2 separate regions of the Mus musculus genome follow, and region 2 is linked to region 1. The links are chromatin loops, found by intact Hi-C in ENCODE. Cell type or tissue: left cerebral cortex. All regions are shown on one strand. Links, peaks and the distances in the headings refer to the core of each region. The heading gives the core; the rest is flanking DNA. Region 1 has its middle 170 kb from the start of Ccng1. Region 2 has its middle 66 kb from the start of Gabrg2.

The links. Hi-C counts contacts between places; a loop is a spot of excess contacts. Peaks named below come from ENCODE experiments on the same cell type or tissue, not always from the same donor. Only the 100,000 strongest peaks of a DNase experiment are listed, where the experiment ranks them.
Region 2: it touches region 1 in a loop (14-fold over the local background); 9 of 42 quality-filtered maps call a loop at or near these places.

Annotation. Positions count from the first base shown.
Region 1 is chr11:40,921,899-40,933,264 of GRCm38, forward strand. No RefSeq gene overlaps it. Among named protein-coding and RNA genes, the nearest start is that of Ccng1, 170 kb to the left of the region's middle. In left cerebral cortex, for the core only: a CTCF peak has its summit at 5,425; DNase peaks (open chromatin) are centred at 5,449 and 6,455; H3K4me3 peaks cover 665 bases; H3K27ac peaks cover 1,148 bases.
Region 2 is chr11:42,061,590-42,072,955 of GRCm38, forward strand. No RefSeq gene overlaps it. Among named protein-coding and RNA genes, the nearest start is that of Gabrg2, 66 kb to the left of the region's middle. In left cerebral cortex, for the core only: a CTCF peak has its summit at 6,436; a DNase peak (open chromatin) is centred at 6,429.

The sequences.
Region 1 (11,366 bases), core at 1,363-9,362:
TCCTTTGAATCATTATGGACTTGTTTTTCTATTGTGTGTAAAAAGAATGCAATGGGTTTTAAGACAGAAAGTTCTACAGTATTCCCTTTCTTTTCTAAGTGTTTATTACATTTTAATTCGTTAATTTTGTGCACATATATTGTGGTCAGAGGACATTGTCTCATAGCCAAGTCAGTAACTTAAGCGCCCATCAAATTTCAGGGATTTTATTGCATATTTGAATATATCTGAAGTATTGGCAGTTTTAAAATCATTGCTGGCATCTTACCAATATGCTATAATTTAATTTACGATCTGGCATGTGATGAAGCTGATTGCTATTAGCTATTTAAGAAAACATTTGAGTTTTTCATAATTGCTCTCCAGCAAAATTTTGAGAAAGTTAAGTAGTAATTAATATTGTAGGAAGAAAGTGTGTTGTCAAGGAAGGAATTGAATATAGATCTCCGATTTAGATGGATTACATAAAATGGTCCTTCCCCTGCTCTGGAAAATAATGCTGGAAAGAGCCCATTTATGATTTTTCATTTTGAGAGGAGTTGGCTGACAAACAACACCCCTAACTTAAGACCAAATGAATTAGACATAGACACTCAGACTTACATATATGCACATGGGTGTGCTCACATCACACTCAAATGCACACACTCATAAAGGTATACTTACGTTCACAATATGCTCACACACAGTCACACACACAGTGAAAACAAGGATGGAGAGTAGAGCTTGGCTTCATGAATCACTGATGCATGGGACTGGAGATGGTCAGCATTCAGAAAGCTGCTTTCTCTCTTCTGGTCCGTCTATACTCCACATATTCTCTCTTCCAAAATTTTCCTATGCCTCTGAACTCTCTCTTTGTCTTATTAGTCTCATGGTCACAAATGACCTCTTTTAGCTTCTAATTTAACTCCTAAGACTAATTAGCGTGTTTTATATTGAAAACTACTCTGGATTTTCATGTTGGTTCACCCAATAAGCAGGCAGAGAAGGACAATCAATTTTAACCATGATGGAGAAGTTGAATATTTGGGAGAAGTTAATTTCCAGAAAGAAGGAAAAGCCAGGAAGATACTAAACAAAACAAACAAACAAACAAACCCAAAAAACAAAACCAAAAATCACCAACAAAACATAACAAAAACCTGCAGTAGTTAACTGATCTCTGAGCCATCTCTAATTGACTGAGCTATGAACTGGGAGCACAATTGAATAGTTTATGTATATCTTTTCTTCTAAAAATGGCTTTGAGTTACTTTAGGAGGTAACAGTTTTGCTTTACATTTCTTTGGGAAGAAATTCTTGCTAATAACAATTGGATCTCTCATTTGAAAAAAAAAAAAAAACCACCTATATAGATGTGGTGTCTTCAAAACTGGACATGAAATCAAAAGGCATGGTCATGAATTTCATTTCTTTCAAATGAAACAATGAATCTGAGCAATTATATGTCATTCTGAGGTGCTATTTTACCATTACAAATACAGCAGCACGCATCATTCTATGGAGCTTGTATCCATTTCTTGTTTTCACCGAAACAAGTTTTTATTAAGAATTTTGGGTCTATCATTTCCTTAAGGTTTTGCACAGTTCAGGCTGGCCTGGAGCTCACTGTACAGTCAAGAATGAGCCCAGACTTTCTTTTTTAGCACATTTTTTTTATTAGATATTTTCTTTATATATATTCCAAATTTCAAATGCTATCCCAAAAGTTCCCTATACCCTCCCCCCACCCTGCTCCCTTACCCACCCACTCCCACTTCTTGGCCCTGGCATTCCCCTGTACTGGGGCATATAAAGTTTGCAATACCAAGGGTCCTCTCTTTTCAGTGATGGCTGACTAGGCCACCTTCTGCTACATATGCAGCTAGAGACACGTGCTCTGGGGGTACTGGTTAGTTCATATTGTTGTTCCACCTATAGGGTTGCAGGCCCCTTCAGCTCCTTGGGTGCTTTCTCTGGCTTCTCCATTGGGGGCCCTGTGTTCCATTTTATAGATGACTGTGAGCATTGACTTCTGTATTTGCCAGACACTGGCATAGTCTCATACGAGACAACTATACCAGGGTCTAATGGTCATATCTGCTCCTTCTATGAGCTCAGATTACAGGCCCTATTTTATGTGGTGCTGGGGATGGAACGCAAGGTATCATCTATATAAGGGATGTGGACTACTGACTGAGCCACATCTCCAACTCCTGAAGCACTTATTATTAATCTATTTTAACTGAAATATGGTATGTGAGAGTGTGTTTAGATTTTCACATAGGGAGAGCAGAGAAGGCAGAGATCAAGTGAGCGTGCATATTTACGTTGGAACTATAATCATAGTTTTACTGGAGACTTAGGAATAACAATGTTCCACATTCATTCTTTTGGGATAGCAAATGTCTTATGCTTGGGCCAAGAGGAGAAACAAAGATTTCTAGAAGCTGAGATGATGAACAAACACTCAGTGGGAACAAAAAGCCTAAGCTGTCCTAGTTTTCCTGCGATGAAAAGAATGTTTGTGTTTGTACATTTTTCTTTTTTTTCATAATTTGTTGTTTTATTCACATTAGGTCTCAATTGCAGCCTCTCTCCCTCCCTTTCTTCCCAGTCTTGTTCTTACAAATCCCTCTCTCCATTTCTCCTTCCCCTAGCCCCATCTTGGATACCAGGTCACCTTGGGACATCTAGTCCCAGAAGGACTAAGCACATCCTCTCTTACCGAGGCACAACCTGGAAGTCCAGATAGGGTAAGGGAATAGAATGACAGGCAACAGAGTCAGAGGCAACCCCTACATTCCAGTTGTTAGGAGAATCACATGAAGACCAAGCTGGACATCTGCTACAAATGTGTGGGGGCCTAGGTCTAGCCCCTGCATACTCTTTGGTTGGTGGTTCAGTCTCTGTGATCCCCATGGGCCCAGGTAAGTTGACTCTGTAGGTGTTCTCATGTTGTCCTCAATTCTCCTGTTCACTCAGTTCTATCCCCCACCCTTCCACAAGACTCCCTGAGCTCCCCCAGATATTTCTCCGTGGATCTGCACCCTGTTTCCATCCATTGCTGGATGAAGACTCTCAGGAGGTGGTCATGCCAGGCTCCTGTCTGCAAGCTTGACAGAGTTGATATATATATATATATATATATATGAAATTAGATATTTTCTTTATTTAATGCAGCAGCTCTAATACAGAGAACCGTTTGGTGTTTTCTCTTTTCAACTTATTAAAAAAATAGTGCCTAGAAATGCTGAGTACTTGACCTAGGTTAACCAGCAGGCTGTAGTGAAGCTGGGGTTTGAATGCAGCTGTGTCTCACTTAAGAGCTTGTCTAACACCTTCAGCAGTCTTCCCACTTGCTCTCCAATACGGTGGTCCCCAGCCTTTGTGAAATTGTTCTTAGTTCTTAGAGATCTACCCTAGCATGCCCATGCTGCATTTTCATGCAATATAATGTCTGTTAAATAGAAATACTCAAATATTTATTTTGAATTGGATGTGTCCATGCAGAATTAATAGAAGGCTTGCTGTATAGGGCATAGTTGTAGGTATTAAGAGTTTTGATTTTAGTTCCGCCGACATAACTCTGTGTTCATCTATCTCCCTTATTTTATCTGTTTGTCTGTCTGTCTGTCTGTCTGTCTTCTATCATCCACTCATGGAGTTATTGTAGCCCAGATTTGCCTCAAATTCATGATTCTCCTTCTTCAAGGTTTTGAGTGCTGAGTTTACAGGTGTGTGCCTCCAGGCTGAATTTACTAGATTTACTTGTATTTTGTCTTCTCAACAACAAAGCAAGGGCTCATTAAAGAACCAAACCGTTGGATCACTGTGAAGAATAGAAGATATTTTGTGAATGTTATGAAGCTCAGCCAGAAGAAATTACCCTGAGCTTCAAATATTTACTCCTTTAAAAGAGTCTGTAGATACATAAGGACCATGAAAACTCTGGGTCATAAAAATTGAACTTTATTTGAATTCTTGCTCTCTTAGAGTAGTAATCCCCTCTTTCTTACCAGTTTTGATACAAAAGCCACAGCTCTCATCTAAAAGAGAAAAGCTAGTTTATTTGAAGCCATTCTTAGTGACCACATCCCAGGAACATAGATTTAGGTTGCCAGTTGTCATATTCTAATGGGAAAGGAGTTTTATAGATTCACAGAGCAAAGAAAGACACAAATTCAAACAAGTTTAAAATAAATTGGTGGATATATCAGAGAGGTGGTGAGAGTCAGATGGGGGAAACCTTTTCTATACCCCCAGGATGTTACCTGATAACATTCTTAGTTTTTGGGTCAGTGCACACCAGTAGTACTTTTAGTTAATTAATTCCAAATGTTTCTATTTATTAGTTACAAGATGTTAGTTATGACACAAAGGTGGACAAAAACTGCTAACCCAAGATGTGATAACTAGCTTTTGGATCTTCAACATCCCAAACTCTGTACAGGTTGCAATTCTAATCTCTAATCTCTGTCAACAATTCCAGTAATTTTCGTTCACAGTAGTGAGAGGCACAAAACTCACATTTCTCTATGGCGTCTTTTGTTAGAGGTATGTCTGGGGCCCCAACAAAGGAAAAAAGGAAAAAAAACACTATTATAAGGTGAATAGAAAACTGTAAGTTTTAATGTGTAAGTTTAATTTCCCATTAGGAAGAAAAAAAAATCTCTAAACACATCTAAACATTTTAGTTACTGTTCTCAAGTATAACCCCACAAGATATGTTTAATAGAAAACATGGAGTCATTCATTTTGAGATTAACTAAATAAACTGTTTAATTTAAGTGGGAATTCAATTTGGGGGTTTAATTCTGTGGAATTATGGGACTAATTTTCTGTGTTTTTCTTTTCTTTTTTGTCTGTTGTATTCCATACCAGTGCCTCTTGGAAAATTAATCTTTAACCTTTAAGCAATGCCTTTTAATAGAGCTGAGAATCATTTCCATTTGTCAAGGTAGAATATTTCTTCCAAGAATAATTCCATTCAATATACTTATTGAAACTGTCAAAAAAAAAAAAAAAAAAAAAACAAAACCTACTGGCAGTTTATCAACAGGTATGTTAGGTAAGAAATAACATTTCCTTCACTACAAAACAATAGTAAATATCATAGGAGAAATGGAATGAAAAGCTTATCAGCTAGTGCTGCAGCTAAATAACACAAGAGCAGACAGGAGTCCTGAAGACATGAAAGACCATGAGGTAGTTTAAGCAACCAGTTTACTTGAGTTATTTATAGTCAGTCTTGCACACTTTAAGATTATCTGGCTTACTGTGCATAGTAGATAAGTGTCTGGCCCATATTATTTGTAAAAAACAAAACAAAACCAAAGACTGTAGGATTTGCATTTCGTGAAATAAAACCATTCCAGATCTGTCTCCTTAGAACTCAAAGGAATGGTTTTGAATGGTTCCTTTTCCGTTGCGACTGAAGGTGGAGCCCTTGAGCTGCGTCCCAGAGCTGGCCTCAGCAGGAGGATTTTCATACAAGCTTTTGTAGTTCGCAAAAGGACACGGAGCAATTTAAGCAAGAGGAAAAAAAGGAGTCGCTTTTCATCCAACTTGCTGGCTTGCCACCTCGCATAGCTTGTGGTGGAGCCTAGGTAAATGGAAATTAACGGGATATGATAAACTCGGCCAGGAGCCCCGTTGAGGTTTGGAAGTCGAGCTCTTTCCTTTTCATTATCTTGTAGTTTGGGTTTTAGGAGGGATGATAGAGGGGGAATGTTTTACTTTATCTGTTCTCCCTTGGATTCAAATCTCTACCCAGCCTCAGATTTATCATATGTATAACGAGTGATATCTTTTGCTGTTTTCTGTTATGTTTTAGCATTCTTTAGGTTTAAGGAATAATTAAAGTGTTTTCCACCCAGATCAGCTTCGAAATGGAAAAGACAAGAGGTATCAGAAGAGCAGCTGTACCCAGAAATTCACAAGTTTTACTTCATTTTCATTCCATTTAGAACCCCCTGAAGGTCATGGCCAACAACATTTAGTAATGTATGCACATATTGAAGTGAAGAGGTGGGTTTTGATCCTGTATCAGCTTAACTCCAACTTGTGTGCCATTTCCATTGTAATCAAAGCTTTGCATACATTTGTAAGAAATAACACAGAAAACAGATTTTATTTTATTTTTTTGAGATAAATGCAGAGTCTGAATTAAAAAGCACATTGCATGAATTTTAATTTCATCGAAATGTTATTTTTTGCTTATTGGTATGGCAGAAAAGAGCATGATGTTGCATAACTAACTTCTCCTGGGGAATCTTTCTTTGATTACCTCAGATATAAAAGCTTTGGACCAAACAAACAAACAAACAAACAAACAAACAAGAAGTCAGTTTAAGTCCAGCTTACAAACGTTGGGGTAGCTCTGCCAGTTGCTTTAGTAAATGCCCTTCCCTTAAGTGAGCGAGATTCACATGGACTGTGTTAGAGGAGTTCCCAGAGCAACTTGCAGGCAGCTACCCGAGGAGTTGCAATGGGTACTGCACAGATAGCATCCAGGAGCTGTGCTCTGAGTCCTAGTTGTTAAGGAGTCTCATGAACCTTTCCTCTGCCCAAGAGGGAAGTTTTCAGTGCAGAGAAACAGCTACACAACGACATCATCTTGACAAAACTATTGCTGAAAACGCAGTGTTGGGCTATGTGGGGCTCTCCGCTACATTTCACATTGTTCAGACACGTTCTTGTATTATTTATACTATTATTTCAAATTAATTGGCTTGGTGTTCTTTCTCTTCTTTTGATATAGTTTTTCTGTTTTATTATGTGTATCTTCCCCAATTTGAAAGAATAGAAAGGTTTTCAAATGATTTCTTTAAAAATAATCACACACACACACACACACACACACACACACACACACACACACGGGTGGGGGTGGGGACAGTTGACCCCACTTGTAAAAGTAACTTTTATTTACCAGATGTAATTGTCATCTCGGAGGCTTACTGCTATCAGTATCCATTTAAGTTTACGTAACATCTACTTTTACATACATCTCATCGAAAGGACAGACTGGCTGGCAACTCACTTAACAGTGAGTAGCTGTATCATCTGTAGTACTTATTTTTGTTGAAATCTCATCTTTGAGTATACAAGAGTATCAGCTTCCAAGATTAAATAAGTTTGTTAGTTTATTGGTATTGAGTAAGATCTTGAGAACAATGTAAAATTGTGAGAGCAGACAACCACTGTTTTTTGTTTTCTGTATCATTTTCTAATGTTAAGCCACATCTGTGTTACTGGAGCCTCACCCATTGGTAATTATTTTAATATTTTGCTGGACTAATTTAGCTAATGATTCTTCCTTTCATCACCACAAATGAGACTGTTTAAATTTTCTTTTATTACACTCTAATTTATTTTCATAACAAAATTATTATTGTCTCATAAAATGAAACTTCAAGTTCTTAATCTGTTTCTGGGTTGGGAATTGTTTACAATAAAAAAATGAATGGTACCTTGAAGGTTTGGGTAAATGTGTTTCTGAAACATGGCTGGTGCATGAATTTCTAATTCAATTTTTTAGCAATTAGTTTATTGCAAGTTCTTAAGTGTGAACATAAGGCTTATAAAACACACTGTAGGATAATAGAGATTTTTCACATTATTTACTGAGATGGTTTTACTTTTTCTTTGAATATAGTGAGTTGTTATTATTGATTTTTAAATGTTAAACTAACATTGTTTAGCTCTAATAAACCCCCTTTTTTTTAACCAATAATGTATTCCTATGGATTGAGAGTAATTTGATTTTTTAAAGAGACAGTTCTATAATATTTTTTTTTCCATTTTTTATTAGGTTCTATAATATTTTGAGGAATCTTTTGAGGGTATTTTTTTAAATCTTATTTTTCAAGTTTTGCTGGTGTAATTATGTAAATCTCATAGCATATTTAAAAATACATGTACTCTTTTTGTTGTAAAGTTCATTTAAGATTTATGCTGCCTTTTCCTTGACTCTGCATAGATTGAATTAATGAATTCTGCTTGAATCCAGAGTTTGGGATGACACACAATGACTTTTTAATTTTCTTTTCAAGACAGGGCCTCACTATGTTGCCTTGGCAGGCCTGGATCTCCCTATATAGACCAGGTTGGCATCAAACTCATAAAACTTTTTCTGCCTCTGCCTCCTGAATGCTTGGAATGAAAGGAGTGTGCTACCATACTCGGTGTTAATTCTTTAATAAGTATGTTTATATTTTTCTGCTTCACATTATTTTATTTATACATGATTATTTTCTAGGAATTTACTTATTTAATCTCAGCTATTGTATTAGCTACCTCAAACTTATTAGTATTAGTAATATCACTTTTAAAATGTATTGTTGACATTCATTTTTACACAGATGTGAAAAATTTCTAATGAAACACACATATATTTGAACAATATTTTAAAACTTATTTTTTGTTGAAATAAAGGGTTTTTAAATATATATATATTAGTGTAGTTTTTCTTTTGGGAGGATGTTGAGACCAAGTCTTACCACCTAGCCTAGGATGGTCTTAATGTCATAATCCTCCTGCCTCAGCCTCCTGATTACTGAAAGTAGAGTTGCGTGCTGCACATATTGTAGTACAATTTTGATTTGCCATAAGTTTGTGGAAATTTTTAAGAATTCCCTTCTGTCCCTCCTCCAGGTTTGTGTGTGTGTGTTTGACATCGTATAGCATTCTGATACATTTATTCAACATTTGTCCCTAATTATTGCCTGTCCTCTACACTTTCCAGAATCTCTCCCAGAATGTCAGTCAATCTGCCATGAGCCTCCTTGCTCTGCAGCATTTTCCTGGATGGCCTTAGAACTTGGAGGTCATTTTGTTGTTGGTTTTTACGTTTGGGTTTATTGCCCATCTCATAATTAGCATATGATTTCTGAAGGATCAACATAGACATGAAATCCATCCTCATTACATCACATCGAAAGGACAGACTGGCACCTAACTTATCTGTGATTAGTCGTGTCATTTGACTCAACTGATTAGTCCTCCCTGTCAAGAGCTTCAATGTCAAGTTGCTCTTTTATATTTTTTCATACACATATTCTCTGGAAATAAGTTATTAACTGGATCTCATATTTAAGAGATGGGGCATGATTTTATTATAGGGAGGGGCAGTACTTAGCTAAACTATTTGGAATTCTCTATAGGAAATGTGTCCTTCATGGAAAGTTGTTTGCTGAGCCATCTCATTGGCCCTCTCTTTCCTTCTTTTATAGAACATGTTTGGAACCTTGAGAGATGGGTTACTGGTTAGGAGTATTTGGTTCTTCATTCTCAGTGCTGCTAAAACTAACAGACTAAAGGGATGAGCCTTCTTCTGGCCATGGTGGGTAGATGCAGTTACAATCACATCATCTTAGGGTTCCATTGCTGCAAAGAGACACCATGACCAGGACAACTACTATTGAGGCAAATATTTAGGTAAATATTTTATTGGACCTGACTTACAGTTTCAGAGGTTTGGTCCATTATCATCATGATGGGAAGCATGACACTGTGCAGCCAGACTTGGTTCTGGAGGAGCCAAAAGTTCTAAATCTGAAGGCAGCCAAGAGGAGACACACTGCCTCCAACAAGACCACATCTTCTAATAGTGTGACTGACTCCCCATGGGCCAAGCACATAAATTTGTGAGTCTGTGGGGCCATTCCTTTTCAAACCACTACAGAATACACACATATACTCACACATGCACATACATACATACATTTTTAATCTAAACAAAAAATTTAAATCATAAAGTAACAATTTATGGCTATTGTGATGGTTTGAATGATATTAGTCCCCACAGGCTCATATATTTGCATACTTGTTTTCCAGTTGGTGAAATATTTGGAAGGATTATGGTGTGTAGCCTTGTTGGAGTAGGTGGCGATAATTGACTAAGCCTCTGATACTGTAAGGAAGCCCCAAACTAAATGTTTTCCTTTATAAAAGGTGCTTTGGTCATGATATCTCTTCACATCATTGGAACAATTACTAAGACAATTATACTATATTGTTATTGGGTAACATGACCAAGTGTTCTCTATTTGTATATAATGGCTTCAACAGGGGGAAAGGAATTCTTGGAATATGAATATTTTTGAAAATGTTTTGTGAATATGTAAAATGATCATATATTTCCTATTTCTTTTTTATTTTTTACTAGGTATTTATTTCATTTACATTTACAATGCTATCCCAAAAGTCCGCCACACGCTCCCCCATCCACTTCCCCAACCACCCACTCCCACTTCTTGGCCCTGGCATTCTCCCGTACTGAGGCATATAAAGTTTGCATGACCAATGGGCCTCTGTCCACTGATGGCCGACTAGGCCATCTTCTGATATATATGCAGCTAGAGACACGAGCTCCGGGGGATACTGGTTAGTTCATATTGTTGTTTCACCTATAGGGTTACAGATCCCCATGGAAGGAGTTACAGAGACAAAGTTTGGAGCTGAGCCGAAAGGATGGACCATCTAGAGACTGCCATATCCAGAGATCCATCCCATAATCAGCTTCCAAACGCTGACACCATTGCATACACTAGCAAGATTTTGCTGAGAGGACCCAGATATAGCTGTCTCTTGTGAGACTATGCCAGGGCCTAGCAAACACAGAAGTGGATGCTCACAGTCAGCTATTGGACGGATTACAGGGCCCCAAATGGAGGAGCTAGAGAAAGTAACCAAGGAGCTAAAGGGATATTTCCTATTTCTTATGTATAAGAAGTTTATTGTTATTTGAGTATTTTATGACCTGTTGCATTATTTCATTACTTGATCAGTCAGTCAGTCATAAGGTATGTAATATGTCGATTTAATAATGTTTCTGATTTTTCTTTATGTTTTTCCATATTCTCATTTATATATTTTAATTTTGTATTAATAGGAGCATGCTTTTTTTTTTTTTTACAATAGGAGCATATTTCTTTCTGCACACGTTTATGTACAATGTAAACTTGGTGACTATGAAGCTCACGTTTATTTATAACTCCTGACTTTAGTTCTACATTGTCTAATATTTTTGCTGCCATTCTTTCTGTTCTCAAATATCTTATGTTTGATTCCCTTTCCAAATGTAGACAGAAAGATGAAGCTGATTAATAAAATATCTATGCCTTATGGTCCCTTAGCAGTCTTGTTTGCCTGTTTAAGCCAACTCTTTGTAAGTAATCTATCCAAGAGTACTGATTATTTTCTCCTTGGCTTGAATAAATGGGAGATAAGTAGTAATTCTCCGTACTTGTATCAAATCCCTTGGATTTCAAGTGAAATTGGGAAAATTGTCATGGAACTATTGTTCCAGCAATGGGGAAGCTGAGGCAGGATAAGAGTGAATTTGAGCTCAGTATGGGGAATCATAATATAACCTTGCC
Region 2 (11,366 bases), core at 1,446-9,445, 1.1 Mb after region 1:
TGCAAATGTTTTTGGTAAATAAGTCAGAGAAAATTTAGAAGCTAACATAGAGTTTTAAACTTAAAAATAGTTTAGTTAAATCTTGTTTTCTTTCCAATGTCTTTTAGGAAGAGTTTGTTTCTGAAAAAGAAAGACGAAAAGATGCTCTAAAACCCTCTTAACTCTTAAAAGGGCAATCTTAGTTTTAGGAATTATTTTTACTCATGCTTTGAAATCTTGTTCGCTTCAAGAGGACAGGCTATTTATATATCTTCTTTTATGTCAGAAGATACTAAGGCCAGAACCTGGCATTAAATTTTATGTTAATTGCAATATAAAATATATTTATTAAGTATGTTTTCTCACAGTGAATTTGATTTTCAGAACTCAAATACAAGAGTCACAATAAAAAAATATTAGAGGATAGGCATCTACCTCCTCTTTAACCTCTTATCATAAATTGACCTTCTGAGTGTGATCACTAAGCAAACAGAATTCTTAACAAAGCTTAGACAGAATATAGGTTCTAATACTTTGCTACTAAACATATTTCACAGTCTAAAGTTTCAATGACAAAGCTGGTATCTAGTACAATATGGGGCCATCAACATTTTAGTGAGGATAAAGGGCACAGAAAATCTGATTAAAGGCAGCTTTTAAAACATCAATTTAAAAACTTTATAGGGCATAAAGCAAATGGCAGAAGAAAATTAGTCCTATGAGTACAAACCTTGGCTAAAAGGATTATGATGTATGTATATCATCAGTATTCTGAACTGGGTAGGTGTTATAAATATGAAAGAATATTGCTTCTTACAAAAAAGTAAGAATTACAAAGCGATCTGCATATCTTTAAAAGGCACTGTGAATGTCTTCCTGTGATATCTAGTCTCTAGATTCAGTATCTGCATTGTGAGTATAAAAATGTAATTCAGAACAGGGTCGAGGGAGGTAAGATCAGATATCCAGGCTGAAGATATAACTTTGAGTGAAAACCTAGGAATTGTCTCAATAGAGAGAACATATCACTCCAACCAGGAAAATATTTGAATTCTTCGGGATTTAAGTTATTGAATTTTCCAGTTGCATATCATCTTTCTTTTAGTTAAAATGTATACTGTAAACATAATAGATTTGGAACTAAGATAATAAAATATGCAAAAATGTACAATGTTGTGAACATACTGAATTTTATTTGACTCATTGAATTCCTCAGTAGTTTAGTATGTATTTATGCTGGAAAATACATGGAATTTTTAATAATGAAACCTGTTGTCTGATTGATAACTGTTGCTAGAGAGCAATACAGCTCTAAAAGGCCTTTTTAGGCAGACACACACTTTAAGACATGTGATGAGCACCCACTAACATAAGTAAACTGATTTTCTAGATTCAGATACAAATGTAGTAAGAAGCGGTTAGTGTAGTATAAATCCAATTTGCCAATGGTGTATATTAGGGTTATATTCAGGCCTGCACAAGAGCATGTATTCTTACCATGACACACACTACTTTGTTATTCAAAAATTACAAAGTTTGTTCCTTCTAATAGATAAATGTTTACTTTTTTCAATAATTTATTTATTTATTCACTTTCCATCCTGGTTGCAGCCCCCTTCTGACTAGGCCCCTCCTTACACAACCCCTCTCCCATCTCTCTCCTCTTCTTCTCTGAGGAGACCCTCTCCCCCAGTGGATACTAACCTACCCTGGATCATCAAGTTGCAACAGGACTAAGTTCATATTCTCCACCTGGGGGCCAGAGAATGCAGTTCAGTTAGGGGAACAGAATTCAAGGCAGGCAACAGAGTCAGAGACAGCCCTGATCCAATTGTTAAGGAACCTACATGAAGATCAAGCTGTAGGGATAGGTCTAGCCCATGTATGATCTTTGGTTGATGACTTAACTTCTGGGATCCCCCAAGCGTCCAGTTTATTTGTCTCTGTTGGTCTTCCTGTGGAGAACCTATAGATAAATATTTTCTAAAAAAAAAATTAAGTTTCAATGTTCTAAAGAGCATTCTTACCTTCTTGTGATAACAGTGAATAGAGAATGGTCATGAGAAGATTATTAATGAAATAAAAAAATGTAGGAAACAAAAGAAAGAGTGCACACACACATGCATGTAGACACACACACACTCACATACATACACACCTTTGACAAAACTAGATGTAGTTCAATTGTTTTCTTTTTCCAGTCTTTGTTTCAAAGCCAAAAATGGTCTAACTTACCTATAGGAGATTTGTAAGACTTATAATGATAACTAGTGAAATACAGTTTGGAAGGTGGTATGCATTATGGAGGATGGCGATTAAGTAAACAGTTGGCCATATGGCTCTTTTACTTGAATACATAAAATGAAAGTGCCTTGGAGAATTTGTCTTGTAAGAGCTTCTAGCTGATGGATTGACACATAAGTATATGGACTATATGTACACTAGAATGCTGCTCAGAAATGAAAAGAAATGGACTACAAGGGTCCCTAACAATGGTCTTATATTTCAGAAGCTTACTACGTAGCAAGAGAAGCTGCTCACCATAGATGAATGAATAGAAAGACTGACTTTAAATGCACAAATTGGGGATCATATCTCCTTATTTTATTTTAATATGAACATTTAAATGTGAACACATCTGGAAAAAGTCAATACGGCTTAATTAGAAATAATACAAAATTTCAGATAAGATTTTACTTGGAAAGCAAATTTTCAAATTTGCATTAATACTCACTATCAAATATTTATTAGACTATATATTGTGTAGAGTAATAATTATGCTCAGAAAATTTTGAAGGTCACGGGGATCTTTTACTTTTTTAATCAAACACTTTATTGAACAGGTTGTATAAAAATATCTTGCAACTATTTTATAGGTTCAGATGTAAAACAGTTTTGAACTGTGAAGATTCTGACATTTAGTTTCTATTATGAAATATTAACTGAAGAAATAGTCACATAAGCCTTTCTATCGAGTACATTCATGTAAAGAATTAGGTTTAGCTCATATCTCTAAATGGAATGTTTACATAAAATCTCTCCCCTTAGACCTCATGGAAGCCCAGGGAAGAGGAAGAGAAAGAAGGGTAGAGGAGACAGAGGACACCAGGAGAACTCAGGTGAAGTAACAGAGACTGAAGCCACACTCACAGGGCTGACACAGGACAGCATCAGTTGCTCTGTGTGTATTATATCTCTTGGCATAGTATTTTCATGGGATCCTGAATATGTGAACAGGTGTGTCCTTCTCCTTTGCCTTGTTCAACTTAGATGTGATGGGTTTTGTTTTATCTTATTTTATTTTATCTTTAAAAAAAAAAAAAAGAAAAAGGTTTACTATTTAGGTTAAAAACATTCACATTTTCACCTGATTGCTTACTTGAAAAATGACCAAATATGAGTGGATAGAAGTACTTCAGCTATCTTATTACATTAGTTAGCTTTATCACTGTAAACGTGTGTGTGTATACATAAACATATATGTATGTATATACATATACACAAACATATATACCTCATATACAGCTACATACATTTCTACACCTTCATCTACACCTATATATATCTATACCTATCTATATACATGTATGTATAAACTATATCTACATCTTCTGCATAGACAGTTTTAAATGTGGCAAATGAGGATAACATGTAGTACTTCATTATTCCCTAAAGTAATTTAGTTTTGAATTGTCTCATCACCAGGGTTAAATGAACTATTGTTCATTTAATTCAGTTTACTGGAAGTGTATAATTTTTACTTAAGCATCTATTTTTATAGCTATTTAAGCACGTATTATTTTTAAATAAATGATTTCGTAGTACTAAGCAGGAATGGTGTAGGGTAGCACTGACTGGTGATTGCAGTTTAAGGATTTGGGAGAAGGGTTACAAGTGCCTATGACATGCTTGTGGCAGGAACATCTCTCTGCCCCTGTGTTTCCTTTACACTGCAAATGTGCCGGTAGCCACACTAACACATGAGTGATGAAAATGCAGACTTCTCTATGAGCATATAGTGCTGATGTGAAATATATGCATTACAGTATAATTAGGTAGGATTATCTGCCTGATGGAAATGGGCAGAATGAACAACAAATTTTGTAGCTATTCCTACTTTATTTCAAAATATTTAAAATATTTAAAATTAGAATATGTATTATAAATAAAAATGCAAAACATTTTAAGTACAAGATGAAACTGTCCAACTTCTTAAAATAATAATTAAGATGTGTAGCACAGCCATATCATTGTCAATAATAACACCGTAAGATACAATATGAGTAATTAAGAATTGTGTTCTGGTTAGTTTGTAGCATAAAATTTTGATGAGAAAAAAAAGATGACAGAAGAGGAAAAATTATGCAATTATCAGAAGAGAAAACATCCAATTAAAATCTATTGTAGCAGAAAGTATTTTAATTAGGATTAAACTATCTACTTTTTTAGGTTAAAATAAATCTCCAATGGTATGGACAAATCTTTTAATACATTCTTTTTCTCATTCACTGCCTTTTAATATTTGTACTTTAGTTTCTCATGTACATTTTATCAAATATCCCTTAGGTGTGTGAAGTATAGATTTCCTACTACCTTGATATTTATCCATCAGGTTTTTAATCTCTATTAACCTATGACATCATTCATTGTATCAAGCAATATTCAGTATTCCTGAATATTACAGTAGTCCATTTGTCAACCTTTCCCATTACTGAGTCCTTGTGTACAACAATCAACTCTACTTATTTTGTTCCTAGTGCCTGATAGAAATACTAGATGGAGAAGAGCCAGTGGCCCTTGGAGGATGTGAAAAGTCACTAAAAACTTGTTTTCAGAGTCAGGGGTGGCAAGGAGTAATACATGGATTGTTATTGAAATTTTATTTCTAGAGACAATTGGAGAATGACTGCATTTGATAGAAGACCATGAATGGTAGATGCATGGTGGTGCCGAGCAAAACACTGAGCATTGGTGGTGACCTAAGGGTGCATTCTAAAGAGAGCAAAGAGATGGCTGGGTTGTAGTGCAGAGTGGGGCCTGTGCACGGAAGTCTTAATACAGAAGGCAAGTTAAAGATTATGGGAGACCAGTCAGAATACTTAGAGAAAACGAAGTTCTAAGGGATGGAGCTGGAAGGAAGGGCAATTTTGAGTCTTACTTAAGCAATTTGGAAAATGCTTAGTAAGAAAGAAATGACCTTGTGAATGATTTAACATAATGGCATATGGGTTTTCAAAAATGATGTCCAGATTTTATTATGGAATTTGCTATACTTGTTGCTTTGATGCTCAAAGATAAGAAGGGAAGAAAGGAATAATACAGACCACATGCATAAACAGTAATCTTCCGCCTGTGCAAACCTGAGGTTATTTTTATATTCAACCTGATTTGTATTCATTTAGGTTCTATATGCACCAAAATGGAACACAGTAGTGAAAAGCTCCTTTCTTCAATTCATTTTTCATTTGATTATTAGAATGTGGAAAAATACATGTGATATGAAGCAAAATTCAGAAATGTTCTGTCAGTTTTCTTACTCAGCAGTATCTTAGTGTGCTCTGCATTGTATTTTTGAGGTGTTATTTTGCTTGGTAAAGGATGTGTCCTTTGAGTGTGTGATTCTCAGCTGCCTGCACTTCGCTCATCATTGCCCGTTCTGTTCATTCATTTTACCTCCATCCTTGCTGGAACTTAATATTCTGCACAGGAAAAACTGAAATATTAGCAAAAGCGAAAAGAACACTAAATGAAAAGAATTAGGTACTTCTTGACACTAAAAAGGAACACCGAAATAAAAAGTATGACTTCCTTAGTTTTTCCTTCATTTTACTATTTGTTTAGTAAAATGGGACACAATTGTGTACATTTTGCATAATAAACATTTGTCCTTTGGGGAAGAGCCTGTCTTCTCCGTTAGAAGCTGTATGATCCTGGTAGATTCTTCATCTAAGTTTTAGTTACATCACTCAACATTTCAAAATGAGTAAGTACTAAAGCTAATTCTTAGAGCTGCTTCAATTACATGTGTATATATCTATTTATTGTCTTACATGAAAATCAGCAGGGCATTATACTGGAGAAACTCTGCTTTGCCTAGTTCCGTCATTACTGCCTTATTTCCTGCCTCTAACCAGAGTCTTTAGCGTCCTCTGTTAGAGCAGTCCATATAAACTAGATTGACAAGGTTTCATTCTTGGTTGTGTAAAACGAGTTCCCAGGAAGAAGCACTAAGCATGCTTCTACAGAGATAAAACATATCCTGAACTGTAAGATACATACTAAAAAACGATTTAAGAAAAAAAATCGACACCATGCTGTGACACAGCGAGAGAAAGGACAGAAAATGTGTGTGTTCTGGCTTTTAAAGTTCAATACACTTTAAAGAGCTGTGTAAATGACTAGCTTGTAGTTTGCCAAGAGAAACCCAGCTAGGCGAAACACTGTCAGAGCTCCCCCTGATGGAGGTAATGAGGAAGGAAGGCAGTTTGGTCCTCAGGTTCTCCTAAAATCTGAATAAAGAGTAAATAGTAAAAGCTTAACAGCTTCACCATTCACAGTCGGTGCAATGGTTCCCAACAAGACAAACTTTTTTTGACACTGGAAAAAATAACTCCAATTATACCATTGAGAAAAGGTGCTGTTTCCCTCTGATGGTAAAGCCACACTTTTAATAGGAACAGAGCTGGAAAAAATAAAATAAAATAAAATAAAGAATGGGACTTAACATAATTGTGGACATTTTTTTCCCAATTCAGTTAGCCTGAGGCAACTGATAAATAAAACATTCTTTTGCAAAGAATAAGAGGATGATATTTTAACTGGTCTGTCAAATTCATTGTGGGCTCATAATCCTATCCAACTTTGGGTATAATGTATCCTACACACCTTTACATGGTGTTCTGTTAGGAAGGGGAGGCTAGCAATTAAGTGAAGATATTGAACAAATAGAGCCATTAGTGTTGGCTGTGAATAGAATGGAATAGCAACATTTTCAGCTTAGATGTCTGATTATTTAGACACATTTGGATCTGTGCTTCTCTTTTGAAGAAGAAAAGTCATCTTGAAATATGTCCTAAAATAAATAGAAGAAAAATAAAAATATTTCCTTGGAATGTTTCTAAATGATTTCTGCTGTAAGATATACATCTTACAGCAAAAGGACACTTTAAAAAGGGAGCATTTGTAGTTTGTGTGTGAAAAAAGAAACAATTTACTCAAACTAGCATACAAATTACTGGGGTTTTTGTAATGTTTAAATATTCAAGGGAAGAAAGTTGGTTCCCAAGAGGAAACCAAAGGAGTACTATAATTTAGGAGACAGGACTTCATCAGGGACTATGGAATGTTGCACAGAGTTAATCCATTTCTTAGCTGTAAGTAACCTTGAAAAGGATTCATTGTCTCATTGGTACTAACTCAGGATGAGGAGGTTTTCCTCAAAGGGAGAAAACAACTACATACACAAAATTGAGACAGTAAGTGTTCTTTTTTTTTTATGAGATACTTTCTTCATTTACATTTGAAATGCTATCCCCAAAGTCCCCTATACCCTCCACCATGCCTGTACCCCAACCCACCCACTCTTGCTTCCTGGTCCTGCAACTCCCCCTGGACTGGGGCATATGATCTTCCGAAGACCAAGGGCCTCTCCTCCAATTGATGGCCTACTAGGCTATCCTCTGCTATATATGTAACTAGGGACACAGGTCTGGGGGTACTGGTTAGTTCATATTATTGTTCCTCCTATAGGGTTGCAGACCCCTTTAGCTCCTTGGGTACTTTCTCTAGCTCCTTCATTTGGGGCCCTGTGTTCCACCCAATAGATGACTGTGAGCACCCACTTCTGTATTTGCCAGGCACTGGCATAAGCCTCACAAGAGAGAGCTTTATCAGGGTCCTGTCAGCAAAATTTTTCTGACATGTGCAATAGTGTCCGGGTTTGGTGGTTGTTTATGGAATGGATCCCTAGGTGGGGCAGTCTCTGGATGGTCCTTCCTTCCATCTCAGCTCCAAACACTGTCTCTGTAACTCCTTCCATGGGTATTTTGTTCCCCACTCTAAAAAGGAAAAAGACCACTTTGGTCTTCCTTCTTCTTGAGTTTCATGTGTTTTGCAAATTGTATCTTGGGTATTCTAAGTTTCTGGACTAATATCCACTTACCAGTGAGTGCATATCATGTGTGTTCTTATGTGATTCGGTTACCTCACTCATAATGATAGCCTCCAGATTCACCTCTTTGACTAAGAATTTCATAAATTCCTTGTTTTTAATAGCTGAGTAGTACTCCATTGTGTAAATGTACCACATTTTCTGTATCCATTTCTTTGTTGAGGGACATCTGGATTCTTTCCACCTTCTGGCTTTTATAAATAAGGCTGCTATGAACATAGTGGAGCATGAGCCCATATATCCAGTTGGAACATCTTCGGGGTATATGCCCAGGAGAGGTATTGCTGGATCTTCGAGTAGTACTATGTCCAATTTTCTGAGGAACTTCCAGAGTGGTTGTACAAGCCTGCAATCCCACCAGCAATGGAGGAGTGTTCCTCTTTCTCCACATCCTCGCCTGCATCTGCTGTCACCTGAATTTTTTATCTTAGCCATTCTGACTGGTGTAAGGTGGAATCTCAGGGTTGTTTTGATTTGCATTTCCCTGATGATTAAGGATGTTGAGCATTTTTTCAGGTGCTTCTCAGCGATTTGGTATTCCTCAGTCGAGAATTCTTTGTTTAGCTCTGTACCCCATTTTTAATAGGTTTATTTGATTTTTTTGTAGTCCACACTCTTGAGTTCTTTATATAGATTGGATATTAGTCCCCTATTATATTTAGGATTGGTAAAGATAGTTTCCCAATCTGTTTGTGGCCTTTTTTGTCTTATTGACAGTGTCTTTTGCCTTATTGCTTTGCAATTTTAAGAGGTCCCATTTGTCAATTCTCAATCTTACAGCACAAGCCATTGTTGTTCTGTTCAGGAATTTTTCCCCTATGCCCCTACCTTCAAGTCTCTTCCCCACTTTCTCCTCTATAAGTTTCAGTGTCTCTGGTTTTATGTGGAGTTCCTTGATCTACTTAGACTTGAGCTTTGTACAAGGAGATAAGAATGGATCAATTTGCATTCTTCTACATGATAACCTCCAGTTGAGCCAGCACCACTTGTTGAAAATGCTGTCTTTTTTCCACTGGATGGTTTTAGCTCCTTTGTCAAAGATCAAGTGACCATAGGTGTGGGCTCATTTCTGGGTCTTCAATTCTGTTCCATTAATCTACCTGTCTGTCGCTGTACCAGTACCATGCAGTTTTTATCACAATTGCTCTGTAGTACAGCTTGAGGTCAGGCATGATGATTCCACCAGAGGTTCTTTTATTGTTGAAAATAGTTTTTGCTATCCTAGGCTTTTTGTTATTACAGATGAATTTGCAAATTGCCCTTCTAACTCTGAAGAATTGAGTTGGAATTTTGATGGGGATTGCTTTGAATCTGTTGATTGCCTTCAGCAAGATAGCCATTTTGACTATATTAATCCTGCCAATCAATGAGAATGGGAGATCTTTCCATCTTCTGAGATCTACTTAGATTTCTTTCTTCAGACACTTGAAGTTCTTATCATATAGATCTTTCATTTCCTTAGAGTCACACCAATGCATTTTATATTATTTGTGACTATTATGAAGGGTGTTGTTTCCCTAATTTCTTTCTCTGCCTGTTTATCCTTTGTGTAGAAAAAGGCCACTGATTTGTTTGAGTTAATTTTATATCCAGCTACTTCACTGAAGCTGTTTATCAGGTTTAGGTGTTCTCTGATGGATTTTTTAGGATCACTTATATATACTATCATATAAACTGCAAAAAAGTGATATTTTGACTTCTTCCCTTCCAATTTGTATCCCTTTGACCTCCTTTTGTTGTCTAATGTTCTGGCTAGGATTTCGAGTACTATATTGAATAGGTAGGGAGAAAGTGGACAGACAGCCTTGTCTAGTCCCTGATTTTAATGGGATTGCTTCCAGCTTCTCTCCGTTTACTTTGATGTTGGCAACTGGTTTGTTGTAGATTGCTTTTATTATGTTTAGGTATGGGCCTTGAATTCCTGATCTTTCCCAGACTTTTATCATGAAGGGGTGTTGGATTTTGTCAAATGCTTTCTCCAGGTCTAACAAGATGATCATGTGTTTTTCGTCCTTGAGTTTGTTTATATAGTGGATTATGTTGATGGATTTCTGTATATTAAACCATCCCTCCATCCCTGGAATGAAGCCTGCTTGATCATGATGTATGAACATTTTGATGTGTTCTCAGATTTGGTTACTCAGAATTTTATTGAGGAATTTTGCATTGATATTCATAAGGGAAATTGGTCTGAAGTTCTCTTTCATTGTTGGGGCTTTATGTGGTTTAGGTATCAGAGTAATTGTTGCTTCATAGAATGAATTGGGTAGAGTACCTTATTTTTCTATTTTGTGGAATAGAGGAAAATTGGATTTAGGTCTTTGAAGGTCTGATAGAACTCTGCACTAAACCCATCTGGCTCTGGGCTTTTTTTGGTTTGTTCTGTTGTTTTTTCTCTCTTTCATTTCTGATTTTGTTAATTAGGACACTCTCCCTGTACCCTCTAGTGAATCTGGCTAAGGGCTTATCTATCTTGTTGATTTTCTCAAAGAACTAGCTCCTCATTTGGTTGATTCTTTGAATAGTTCTTTTTGTTTCTACTTGGTTGATATCAGCCCAGAATTTGATTATTTCCTGCTGTCTCCTCCTCTTGGGTGAATTTGCTTCCTTTTGATCTAAAGCTTCTAGGTGTGATGTCAAGCTGTTACTGTGTGCTCTCTAGTTTCTTTTTGGAGGCACTCAGAGCTATGAGTTTTCCTCTTAGGACTGCTTTCATTGTGTCCCATACTTTGGGTATGTTGTGGCTTCGTTTTCATAAAACTCTAATAAGTCTTTAATTTCTTTATTTCTTCCTTGGCCAAGGTATCATTGAGTAAAGTATTGTTCAGCTTCCTTGTGAATGTTGGCTTTCTATTATTTATGTTGTTATTGAATATCAGCCTTAGTCAGTGATGATCTGATAGGATGCATGGGATAATTTCAATATCTTTGTATCTGCTGAGGCCTGTTTTGAGACCAATTATATGGTCAATTTTGGAGAAGGTACCCTGAGGTGATGAGAAGAAGGTATATCCTTTTGTTTTAGGATAGAACCTTCTGTAGATATCTGTTAAAGCCATTTGTTTCATAACTTCTGTTAGTTTCACTGTGTCTCTGTTTCATTTCTGTTTCCAGGATCTGTCCTTTGATGAGAGTGGAGTGTTGAAGTCTCTAATTATTATTGTGTGAGGTGCAATGTGTGGTTTAAGCTTTATTATAGTTTCTTTAATGAATGTGG